3 separate regions of the Homo sapiens genome follow, and all the other regions are linked to region 3. The links are chromatin loops, found by intact Hi-C in ENCODE. Cell type or tissue: mammary epithelial cell. All regions are shown on one strand.

Region 1 (4,000 bases), 120 kb before region 3:
GTGCAAATGAACTAACCAAGCTGCAGGCACCAACACAGATGAATCCGGCCTAATTTGGAGCAGAATATGTCACTCACAGAAGAATACACAGCATGACATCGTTTTTGTAAAGTTCAAAAACATGCAAATTAATCAATGTGTAGAAACACGCATATTGTCAAACTCTAAAGAATAGCGAAGGATGATAAACAGAATTCAGGACAGTGGTCACCTGTCGGGAGGCAGACGGGGGCATGGGACTCAGGTAGGCACACGATGCCTGGCAGGTGCTGATACATGGAATGGTTCTTTTTTGTTGTTGTTTGTTTGAGACAGAGTCTTACTCCATCAAACAGGCTGGAGTGCAGTGGTGCGATTTGGGCTCACTGCAACCTCCATCTCCAGGGTTCAAGCGATCCTCCTGCCTCACCTTCCCTAATAGCTGAGATTACAGGCGCACGCCACCACACTTGGCTAATTTTTGTATTTTTAGTGGAGACGGGGTTTCACCATGTTGACCAGGTTGGTCTCAAACTCCTGACCTCAAGTGATCCACCTGCCTCAGCCTCCCAAAGTGCTGGGATTACAGGAATGAGCCACCAAGCCCGGCTGCATGGACTGGTTCTTAAACCAGCAGTCAGGGCCTTGGCCTTCACTTAGTACTCGTGGAGCCCTTCCACCCTGTGCTCTTTAACACCGCCCTCTGGTTCTGCAGAACAGAAGGAAGAAACAAATGACCCAGACTCAGTCAGATACAACTGCGTGAAAATGTGAACATCAAGGAAAAAGGGAAGAGCTTCAAAGCTTCAGAGAGAAAAACATGCAAATGTTTACACCTTCAAAGGAATGGGAATCCAGACTGGTATCAGGCGTCTCCACAGAAACACCAGATGCTGGGAGATAATGAGGCAATACCTACGATGTCCCTGTTCAGCTGAGCAGCAGGGATGGAATCAGAAAAGCCTCACGTGACCCCCTTGAATTCATGACACAGGGCTGGTTTGTTGTTGCTGTTGTCGTTGTTGTTTTTTGTTTGTTTGTTTTTGCCTGTCTCTGAGTGAAACTTAGGGCAAATCTTATGGTTTTTCTTATTCTTGTCGAGATAAGTGGCCACCAGCCAGTCACTCATTTGCCTAGCTTCTCCTTTTTTGGGCTGAGGTCTGCACAGGTGACCCCAGGTGGGAGAGAGAGGCATGACCGTTGCTTCTCTTTCCCTACTTCCTGCTAATTGCAGTTTCTCACATTTTGGGAATGGAGCAGGGGGAGGGAGAAGACCCAAGAAGTTAGGAGGGCCCTCACCTGGCTGCATGGATCCAGTTTTAGTTTGGTTTGGTCAGGTGTTTAAAGATGCCTCTTTCTGGCGATGTTGGTGTGTTTGCTGGAGGTGTCCCCTGCCTCCCTATTAGGGATCTCTTCCTGTAATTCCCTTTATGAGGGTGAGCATGGCTTCTCCCTGCTGATCTCCCAAACCTTCCTTAGATCCCAGCACCTGTCCACCCCTCCAGAGGATCTCACAGACAGGACCAATGACAATCCACATGCTCTCTCTGGCACAAGCCCCAGTGGGTCCAAGGATGCCCTCAGGCATCCTCCACCTGCGTCGACTTTGGGAGTGAAGGCCGCTGGTGCAGGGAACTCACCTTGCTCTGCTCTCCCAGCAGGTGGTGCTTGACCTCCTGATTTTCCAGGTGGGCTCCCCTAGACTGCAGAAAACAAACCCTCTGAGTTTATTATCTCTCTTTGCTTTAGGTGAAGGGGTGGAGCCCCTCCAGGAGGAAGGACTCCCCGCACACCAAGAACACTCCAGAAACAGCCTCCTCCCTTCTGCAACCTCTAACCCTTTCAAGCTCTCTGTGTGTGTGTCTATGGATGAGGGACCTGAGAGTTATAAAGCCATATTTCTCTATCTTCTTTTTAAAACTCTTGTTTGGGCCAGGAGCGGTGGCTCACATCTGTAATCTCAGCACTTTGGGAGCCTGAAGCGGGTGGATCAGCTGAGGTCAAGAGTTCAAGACCAGCCTGGCCAACATGGTGAAACCCCATCTCTACTAAAAGTATAAAAATTAGCTGGGCATGGTGGTGGGCGCCTGTAATCCCACCTACTCAGGAGGCTGAAGCAGGAGAATCACTTGAACCTGGGAGGTGGAAGTTGCAGTGAGCTGATATCATGCCACTGCACTCCAGCCTGGGCGACAGAGCAAGACTCTGTCTCAAAAAAAATAATAAAAATAAATAAATAAATAAATAAAACTCTGTTTGGTGACCATGGTGGGCAGAATAACACAGCCTCTTCCCCTGACCCCCCTAGAGAGGTCCATTTCCTAATCCCTGGAGCCAGTGGATATGTTACCTTCCATAGCAAAAGGGACTGAGAAGATGAGATTAAGAAATTTGAGATGCGGGCCGGGCGCGGTGGCTCATGCCGGTAATCCCAGCACTTTGGGAGGCCGAGGCGGGCAGATCACGAGATCGAAATCATCCTGGTTAACACGGTGAAACCCTGTCTCTACTAAAAATACAAAAAGTTAGCCGGGCGTGGTGGCGGGCACCTATAGTCCCAGTTACTTGGGAGGCTGAGGCAGAGAATGGGGTGAACCCGGGAGGTGGAGCTTGCAGTGAGCTGAGATCACACCCCTGCACTCCAGCCTGGGTGACAGAGCGAGACTCTGTGTCAAAAAAAAAAAAAAAAAGAAAAGAAAAGAAAAGAAAAGAAAAGAAATTTGAGATGGGGAGGGGTATCCTGTACTATCCAGGTGAGCCCAATATCATCACGCCAGCCTTTCTGAGGGAAGGCAGCAGAAGAGCTGGTCAGAGAAGGGGACGTGAAGAAGGAGGGGAGGTTCGGGTGATGCCAGGGCTAGCCTGGAAGGTAGAAGAGGCCAAGGAAAGCAGGCGGCCTCCAGAAGCTGGAAAGGGCAAGGAGACAGCTTCTCCCCAGAGCCTCCAGGAGCACAGCCCTGCTGTCGCCTTGATTGTAGCCCAGTAGACGCACCTTGGACTTTCATTGGAAATAATTTTGAAACCAGAATTTTGTATTCAGCCAAACTGTCATGAAGATTAAGGGACAATAAAGATATTTTCCTACATGGGAGTAGTAAAAATGTTTATTTCCAACACCTTAAAAGAAACACACATGCATATACACACACAACTGAAGGACGTACTCTAGCAGAATGAAAAGAAACCTATTAAAGACAAAGGCTTGAGGCCCAGGTAACTGTGGAACTAATTCAGGTGTGTAGGGGAAATAAATGTCAGGATTACAGCCTTGCAGGAGGTCTAGAAAGCAGGAAAGAAAGTAAGAAGTTAAAGAATAAAAGTAGTTTCTGTTCAACAAACTCTGATAACTAACAGGAAGATTTGATTGCTGTGTTAATGAAAACATCTATTTTTCTTTCAATAATGAAAAAGGAATTATTAATGGAAAACCAAGGAAACAAAATCTGCACAAGGTCGTTGTGGCGGCTGCTGCAGGTGAGCCTCCCCAGCTCCATCCGCCCTGCTGTGCCCTGGAGCGCAGTGGCTCTCGCGGTGTGGTCCTTGGACCAGCTACGCAGCATCGCCTTGGAAATGGTTAGAAATGCTCATTTCCAAGCCCCACCCCAGATCTGCCTGTTCAAGTTTGGGAGCCACTGCCTAAGTGTACGTTGCAGGTGGGAAAGCCAAAGGCTATGAATGTTTCCCAGGCTCCCTCACAGCCTGGGATCATCCTGTGGCCTAGCTCCTGCCGGGCTGATGCCCGTGACCTGCCGATGTGGATGGGAGGAGTCTGCGGGAGGCTGGATCCAGCTGCCAGCATAGAGAGGTGTTGGCTTGTCTGCAGCAGGGGCAGGCAGATGGCCCGCTAGCTGGCCTCTAGTTCATGGGTGTTAAGAGGCTGGGTACGGGCCACCTGTGGTGCTGGCATAGATGGTACATGAGACAGTGAGATCCCACAGCCCATGGAGGGAGGGCAGTGGATTCTGACCCCCAGATCGAAGGCAAGACAGTACGGCTTGGAGACTCAGAGTTGAGGCAGTGG
Region 2 (4,000 bases), 210 kb before region 3:
ATATGAGTTGAATGCATGAGAAAAGTCTGAACGGACGTGCTTCCTCCCGTGTCTACTGCATATCTTTAGGGAGTAGACCGGAATGCAGTGGCATGATCTTGGCTCCCTGCAGCCTCCAACTCCAGGGTTCAGCAATCCTCCCACCTCAGCCTCCCAAGTAGCTGGGACTACAGGCATGCGCCACCATGCCTGGGTAGTTTTTGTGTTTTCTTGTAGAGACAGGGTCTCACTGTGTTGCCCAGGCTGATCTCAAACTCTTGGGCTCAAGCAATCTGCCCACCTTGACTTCCCAGAGTGCTAGGATTATAGGTGTGAGCCACTGCACCTGGTCAATCATGTTAACGCCTAAGATATGATTGTCAGGGGTAGTGCAGAGAGCACAGAATTGAGAATCCAGAGAACTGGGTTCTTGTCTAGGCTCTGACCCTACCTTCCTGGGCTTTTTTTTTTTTTTTGAGACAGGCTCTCCCTCTATCGTCCAGGCTGGAGTGCAGTGGCACCATCACGACTGACTGCAGCCTCCTGCGCCCCGTGATCTTCCCACCTCAGTGCCCTGAGTAACTGGGACCACAGGTGTGTACCACCGCACCCAGCTAATTTTGTTTATTCTTCTGTAGCAATGGACTCTCGCTATGTTACCCAGGTTGGTCTCAAACTCCTGGGCTCAAGCGATCCACCCTGCTTGGCCACCCAAAGTACTGGGATTACAGGCGTGAGCCACCATGCCCGGCCTGGGCCCATTGGTAAGGATTATTCAACAGTAAAGATAGTAAATCTATGACAGTCTCTCTTGGATTATGTATTAGTTTGCCAGAGCTGCCCTAACACAATGCCATGAACTGGGTGGCTAAACAAGAGAAATGGAGCGTGTCACAGTGCTGGAGGTCAGAGGTCTGAGAAGAGGGGTCGGTGGGGTTCATTCCTTCTGAGACAGTGAGGGAGAATCTGTGCCAGGCCCCTTACCCCACTTTTGGGACCTTCCTGGCAATCTTCCATGTTCCTTGGTGTGCAGAAGCATCACCCTAATCTCTGCCTTCATCTTCACATGGTGTTGTTTCTTTGTGTGTCTCTGTCTAAATTTCTCCTGTTTTATGAGGGCACATTCATACTGGATCTCAGCCCACCCTACTCCAGTATGACCTCATCCGAACTCATCACATCGGCAATGACCCTGGTTCCAAATAAGGTCACATTCTGGGGTGCTGGGGATTAGCACTTCAATGCAAATTTTGAGAAGCACAATTCAACCAATCACAGATTATACAGATTTGAATTCCTTCTGGGATCTATTAAGGGATAAAACCGACCTTGTATGGCCAGGCACAGTGGCTCGCACCTGTAATTCCTGCCAGCCCTTTGGGAGGCTGAGGTGGGTAGATCACCTGAGGTCGGGAGTTTGAGACCAGCCTGGCCAACATGGCAAAACCACATCTCTACTAAAAATACAAAAATTAGCTGGGTGTGGGTAGGCACGAGCCTGTGATCCCATCTACTTGGGAGGCTGAGGCAGGAGAATCACTTGAAACCTCGAGGTGGAGGTTGAAGTGAGCTGAGATCATGCCAGTGCACTCCAGCCTGAGTGACAGAGCGAGACTCCATCTTAAAAAAAAGAACCAACCTTGTATTCAGCCCCCACTGTACGTCAGGCATTATTTCCAGTCCTCACCTCACCTCATTCGGTGAACAGTATTAGCTCCATTTTATGGATGAGAAAACAAAGTCTTCAAGAGGCTGAGTGTCTTGTCCAGGGACCCAGGCAATAAGTGGCAGGCCTTGCATGGAATTCACTCATACAACTTCTAAAGTCTGTGCTTTATTGGAACTGCAGAGCTGTGGTTTGACTAATACTTGACTACGCCTAAGGATTTTTCCCCAGGAACTTCCTTGATAATTTTCATTAAATAGACCTTATATTTTCAATCCACTCGAGCCTCTGGGAGACAAGTGAGAAATTCCCTGATGGATAATGGCATTAAAAACAGCAACTGTGTACACTGCTTGAAAAGTGTGCTTTCTTGCATTTCTCTTGTGAAGTGTTGTGACGGCCTTGTGAAGTGGAGCCGATCACATGTGGATTTAGGGGCAGAAACTGGAAGACCACAACCCACCTAGACCGCACAGGCAAGAAATGGACCCCCAGGACCAGAATCCCTTCTGACTATAGTTTCTGGCCTCTTCTTCAGTTGTTATTTGCAGAGAAAAAGCATCTCACATAAACAGTTTTACTTCGGTTATCAAAAAGATACTCAATGATCTATATTTCAAAGACTCTAGATTCCTGGGAGTTGGGGGAATTTTAAGCATTGGGAACATATTCTGGAGCATGTCTTTATGTTCTTTATTCTGTAGCTTCCCATGGGTGGCCAGCCGAATGCATTATGGGAGAAAGCAGGTCTCGTGGATAATATTTCTGAAGATCGGAGCAGGTTGCCAGGTCCACGTCGGCCATGACTGCAGCACGCTCCGGAGGCAGCAGGGGGCACCCTGGAGCTTCGCATCCTCCTTCAGGCCCGCGGCATCTCCCCTGGCTCCACCATCCCCAGGTGTCTCAGGTTGGACGCACGGTAGTTCGCTATGGCCATTTCTGATTAAAGACAGAACAAATGGATTGTCCGGATACGGTGTCTGTGAAAGGAACCCAGCTGTGAGCCTCGGCAGGCAGGTGCGACATTCTAAATCCACAGGGAGGGCCCAGAAGGGACGCAAGAGGTCACCTGCCGTGCAGGGTGCGGGGGGTCTTGGAGGTGGGCAGCAGCTGTTCACCCGTGAGCGACGAGGAGCATCAGCGCTTGAACAGCGGAAGCAGCATTTACAGGTGAACACCAGCCCGAGAGGGCCGGGGGGCCCAAAGCTATGGTGTCCAGAGCCTCCCAGCTCCCACTCTGGCCTCCAGTGGCCATGGAATTGCTAACTATGAGGGCGCAAGCTTCTCCCAGCAAGTCAAGGGGATGCTATGTGCTGCGATAACGGGTCCGGCCGCCTTGCCTTTGGCCTTCCAAGCCCCTCTCTGAGCCCCAGGACGTACCCACACCTGCCGGCCCATGTAGGGTGGTCCCAGCCTGCGTCAGTCAGGCCACACTCCGGAGCCAGGCTTGGTGCAAACTCCCAGCTGAGCTCACCCGCTGGCTGCGGTCTGTGATACTTCCCTGGTGGTCTCTGACGGGGCTGTATGGCCTCCCTCTGGAACCCAGGCTGAACACTCGAGGAGCTGGAGGCAGTCGGGCAGAATCAGCCTCTGGTTGCCAGCATGGGGTGTCAGGCAGGGGCAATCCAGCGGGGAGCCTGGGGAGAGAGGGCGGGGGTGAGGCACTGATCTCAGGCTGTGGGGAGGAATTCACACCTGCATGGCTGAGGCTGGTGCTGCCCCCCTGATCACCAGGAGATCAGCCTCTCCTTCCCCAGCCTCAATTTGCACCCCTGGCCTGTGCGGTTGGCACTGTCTCCCGTGGGGAGCCCCTGCCTGGCTCAGGGGAGACCCTGGTGCAGAGCCCACCTTTGGAGCTGCCCTGTCCTGCTGAGGCAGGAGCCACCCCTGGCCTGGCCCTGGCCCTGGCCCTGGCCCTCCGGTGAGGCTGCAGTAGCCAGGAGAAGGCCAGTCAGAAAGGCCATCTGCCTGGCGGGTGTTTCTAGCCAGCAGGCCAGGGTAAGGAAGTTGTCAGGCGTCCTGCGGGGATGGCCAGGGTTGCAGACAGGGGTGGCAGCCAGCTCCATGTAGCTCTGGGACCCAGGTGTGTGGCAGGGCCAGGAGCATGTTCTGCTGCTCTTCCAGGCCCGACTCCAGCTCATTTCCTTGAGAGACCCTTTCACCTATTCCAACCTGCATTTGCCTGTGTCGTCCTTTGCAGCAGCAGCCTTGTGGCTGTGCCTCTTCTGTGCCCTCCGAGTTCTAGGCTGAGGGTGAGGATTGGATGAGTTGATCCACGCAAGGCTCCTGGCACAGTGCCTGGCATATGGTTAAATAGACTTGAAGTTATAATTACCAGGTATGTGACCCTGTCCT
Region 3 (4,000 bases):
CTTCAGCCGGCTGCTGCAGCTCGGCGCCTCCTTCCCCGCAGGCTCTGGAGGGAGGTTGTCCAGGTCACTGCGGGAGCCCCCGGTCTTGCCCTCGCCCCCGCTGCTGGAGTTGAGTTCCATCAGCTCCAGCTCGTGCTTGGCCGCGGTCTCCAGGACGCGCTGCTTGTTGTAGTACCTGACAAAGTTGTTGATGATGGGGTGGATGGGCAGGGCGATGGCGATGACACCACACAAGAAGCTGATGGCCGCGTTGAGCTTGCCCAGCGTGGTCTTGGGGTAGATGTCGCCGTAGCCGACGGTGGTCATGGTGATGATGGCCCACCAGAAGGACTGGGGGATGCTCTTAAACAGGGTCTCTGGATGGCTCTGCTCCATGGTGTAGCCCAGGGCAGAGAAGACGAAGATACCCACTGCCAGGTACATGAGCAGCAGCCCCAGTTCCTTGAAGCTGCGCTTGAGGGCATAGGTGAGGGTCTGCAGGCCCGAGGAGTGGCGGGCCAGCTTGAAGATGCGCGCGATGCGCATGATCCGCAGCGCCTGCACGGCCTGCTGCACGTTGGTCAGCTCCATCATGCGGGCACCCAGGTGCGTGAGCGTGAGGCTCACGTAGAAGGGGAGGATGGCCAGCACGTCCACAATGTTCATGAAGGACAGCGCGAAGTGCAGCTTGTTGGGTGACGAGAAGAGGCGCAGCAGGTACTCCAGGGTGAACCAGCCAATGCACGCCGTCTCCACGTTCTCCAGCGTCGGGTGCTCCACGCGGTTGCCCTCGGCGTCCAGCACCTGCAGCTCGGGGATGGTGCCCATGCACATGACCACGGACGAGACGAGGATGAGCAGGAAGGAGAGCACGGCCACCACCCGCGCCGGGCACGACGACTCGGGCTTCTCCAGGAACTTCCAGACGCACTTCTGGCAGCGGCGCCAGCGGCCCTCGGCTGCGTCCACGCCCAGGTCGTCCAGGATGAGCTGCACGCGGCGCGCGATCTCCTCCAGCTCCTCGCGCTTCTCGCTCAGGTGGCTCTTGCAACAGTCGTCCAGGAACTTGAGGTCCACCTTCCAGAAGTCCATCTCGTTCTTGAAGCAGATGGGGCAGATGCCCTTCTTCATGTGGACCTCCCCGAAATAGTACACCTCGATGACACACTTGAAGGCGTCCGGGTCCCTGTCAAAGTAGAACTCGCGCTTGCCGGGGTCGTAGTCGTCGCACAGGGAGAAGATGGTGTCGTAGCCCCCAGCCAAGCAGTTGATGAGCTCCGCCAGCCGGGTCTCAGGGTACTGACTGAGGAGGTCCCCGTACAGCACCTGCCGCACGCCCCCCACGTTGACGACTATCTCTATGTCGTCGCTGGCAGCGGAGCTCTGGCTGCCCGGCTCCGGGAGGCTGCGCTCCCCGGACCCGTCCATCCTCCCCGCGCGCGCCCTCGCAGCCTCCGCCCCGCGCCCCCTGCAGCCGCCGCCGCCGCTGCCGCTGGGGGTCCGGCGGGTGCCACCCGTGCGCTGATCTCGGGGAGAGCCTGGCCGGCGCCCGCCTGCGGGGAAGGGCGGTCACAGCGGGCAGCAGCCTGCGGGGGCGCGCCGCGGGGGAGGCATGCACCCGGCGGCGGGGCTCGGGGCTGGCATCCGGGCGCCCGGGCGAGCCCGCGGGGGCTTTGGCGGCCGCCGGCCTCGCCCGGGGCACTCACCCCGGCTGGCTGGCGGCGCGCTCCGCCGCTTCAGCTCGGCCTCCTGCGGGAGCGGGGTCTCCTCGTGGGCGGCTGGCACCGTCCTCCGCCCCGGGGCGCGCAGGCAGCGGCGGCAGGTCCCGGAGCTGGCGGACCCACGCCGTCCGCGAGGTGCTCGAGGTGTGCAGAGAGCGAACTTGGGCTGGCTTTGCCCGAGCCTTTTCTAAACACAATAGGAATTCCAGCCTGACGTCAGGAGCTTTTCAAACTGTACCCTCTTCTGGTGAAATTCTGCAAGGCACGCGCGGCAGCTGCAGGGGACGGATTAACCCTTGGGCAGACGGGCACAGCTGCCGCGCCCGCCGCCACCACCGCGCACCGCCGGCCCCTCCTCGGGCGCAGCGGGTCACCGAGGGGTTGCGACCTGGCTTGAAGCGGCAGGCATTCTCTCTCACTGCTGTTTGGAGAGGATTAGTGGGGAGAGAATGCTGCCGCCTGTTGCTGGGCAGGAAAATGTGCTCCAGGAAGCCCCTTAGAAGGTGACTCCTATGTCTGGGTCCCTCCTCCGGCCTTAGACCCGCGCCGGCTTTTCCTGGTGGGAGGAAAATCCTGCCTGATCCTTGAAGCGTTTCCTGCCCCATCCCCCCGACCCAGCAATGCCCTGCTGTGTTGGTGGCACTGTCTCACCTTCCCCGCAACGCTGTACAAGGAGGACATCTAGTCCAGCCTCCTGTAGAAGGGAAGGGACTTGCCCAAGGTCACGCGGCGGAATGAGAGCAGAGCTCAGCTTGACCGCCTCCTGATCCCGAGCTTTCCGGCTGTCCCAGCTGACCGACGCCTGCTGTTCAGCAGATTTCAATTCTGCCTTGAAGTCCCTGCCGTCTGGCACCTCCTATCTCTCTGCAGTCCCACACCAAGGCCACTAGCTTCCAGACCCCTAGGGTCCAGTGGCTCCTGCTTCCCCGTTCCTCACTCCTTGACCAAGGCCTGTCTCTTCCTGACCAGTGTCCCACACCCTCCTCTCTTCCAGCCTTTGCAGCCACAGCTGTCCTTCTGTCCTCACTCACCTGAACCACTACAGCAGCTTCCTAACAGTGTCTCTCTCCTCCGGTTCACCACTATCATCAATACTGCAAATTACTGATATCATCTATGGCCTCGAGATCGTGTTAAAAATATTCTGGAGGGAAGAATGAATAGGCAGAGCAGAGGATTTTTAGGGCAGTGAAACGTACCATAATGGCGGATATGTGTCGTTATGCAATGGTCAAAATCCATAGAATGTTCACCACCAGGAGCGAATGTTAATGCAAACTCGGTGCTGGGCGATGATGACGTGTCCATGTGGGGTGGTCCACCATGACAAGTGTCCCACCCTGTGTGAGATGTTGATGCGCAGGGGAGAGCTGTGGAGACAGGGGGCATGTGGGAATTCTCTGTACTTTCTGTTGAATTGTGCTCTAAAATATAAAGTCTATTTAAAAATGTATTCTGTAGGCTGGGTTTTTTAAAACTTAAGGACATGTCCGTTAATGGATTATGAAATCAATTTACTGGGTCACTGACAGTATTCTTTTTTCTTTAATGAGTTAGCATAAAACAGAATATATTAGAATACATCACATGAAGTATTATTTAGTGAAACTTCGTTTTACAAATTTTACTTCATTTCCATTTAGCATCAGACAATGACATGCTACTACAGAGTAGGAAATCGAGGCTCAGAAAGGTTGAGTAATAATAAGAGTTGCCACTTATTCTCCATGGGCATCGGAGTGCAGTCTCTGAGTGCTTTGCATTTTTGTCATTTAATTTCCCAGCAACCCCTAAGGAAACAAGATGTCAGGTAACCTGCCGAGATCACTCTGTGGAGCTGGGATTTAACCATTGTCCTGCTGGGTTCTGAGGCCTATTCTTCTCCCCAGTACAGTGCTACACACCACCTCCTACACACACCCCAGCTTCCTCTTCCAATCCTTATGCATGCTACTCCCCTTATCAGCTGTCCGAGTACCTGCAGGGTTAAGTTCAAATTGCATCCTAGTCTGAGCTTAATGGGCTTCTAAATACCCATTCATTCACTCAGTTATTCAAATATTTATCGAGCTCTTATGGCACATGTGTGCAAATGCACACACACACACATACACACACCACCCTAGGTGTGGGGACAGGGTTCATATTCTAGTAGATAATATGTTTTTTGTAAATAATAATTAACAGTTTGGGGTAATGACCTTAACAAGAGGGGTATATGTATTATACAAGAGTGGTGCTTCCTGAATTTCTCCACAGGGGGCGCTGAGGGGCGGCCATCTGGTTGGAAGAGGGAGGGG

What was found. Peaks named below come from ENCODE experiments on the same cell type or tissue, not always from the same donor. Only the 100,000 strongest peaks of a DNase experiment are listed, where the experiment ranks them.
Region 1: a loop joins it to region 3, with 18 times the contacts of the local background. A loop is called at or near these places in 3 of 110 quality-filtered maps.
Region 2: it touches region 3 in a loop (8-fold over the local background); 37 of 110 quality-filtered maps call a loop at or near these places.

The regions. Positions count from the first base shown.
Region 1 is chr2:11,026,233-11,030,232 of GRCh38, reverse strand. No RefSeq gene overlaps it. Among named protein-coding and RNA genes, the nearest start is that of FLJ33534, 100 kb to the left of the region's middle. In mammary epithelial cell, a CTCF peak has its summit at 1,637 (motif pointing right); no DNase peak of the experiment used is centred here.
Region 2 is chr2:11,123,135-11,127,134 of GRCh38, reverse strand. It overlaps FLJ33534 (Putative uncharacterized protein FLJ33534), which reads left to right. Exons shown (of 9, transcript NR_040080.1): 4 at 2,350-2,552; 5 at 3,846-3,983. Among named protein-coding and RNA genes, the nearest start is that of FLJ33534, 7.0 kb to the left of the region's middle. In mammary epithelial cell, a CTCF peak has its summit at 2,474 (motif pointing right); no DNase peak of the experiment used is centred here.
Region 3 is chr2:10,909,834-10,913,833 of GRCh38, reverse strand. It overlaps KCNF1 (potassium voltage-gated channel modifier subfamily F member 1), which reads right to left and starts at 1,900. Exons shown (of 1, transcript NM_002236.5): 1 at 1-1,900. The coding sequence starts at 1,407. In mammary epithelial cell, CTCF peaks have their summits at 1,957 (motif pointing left) and 3,944; a DNase peak (open chromatin) is centred at 1,923; H3K4me3 peaks cover 483 bases; H3K27me3 peaks cover 661 bases.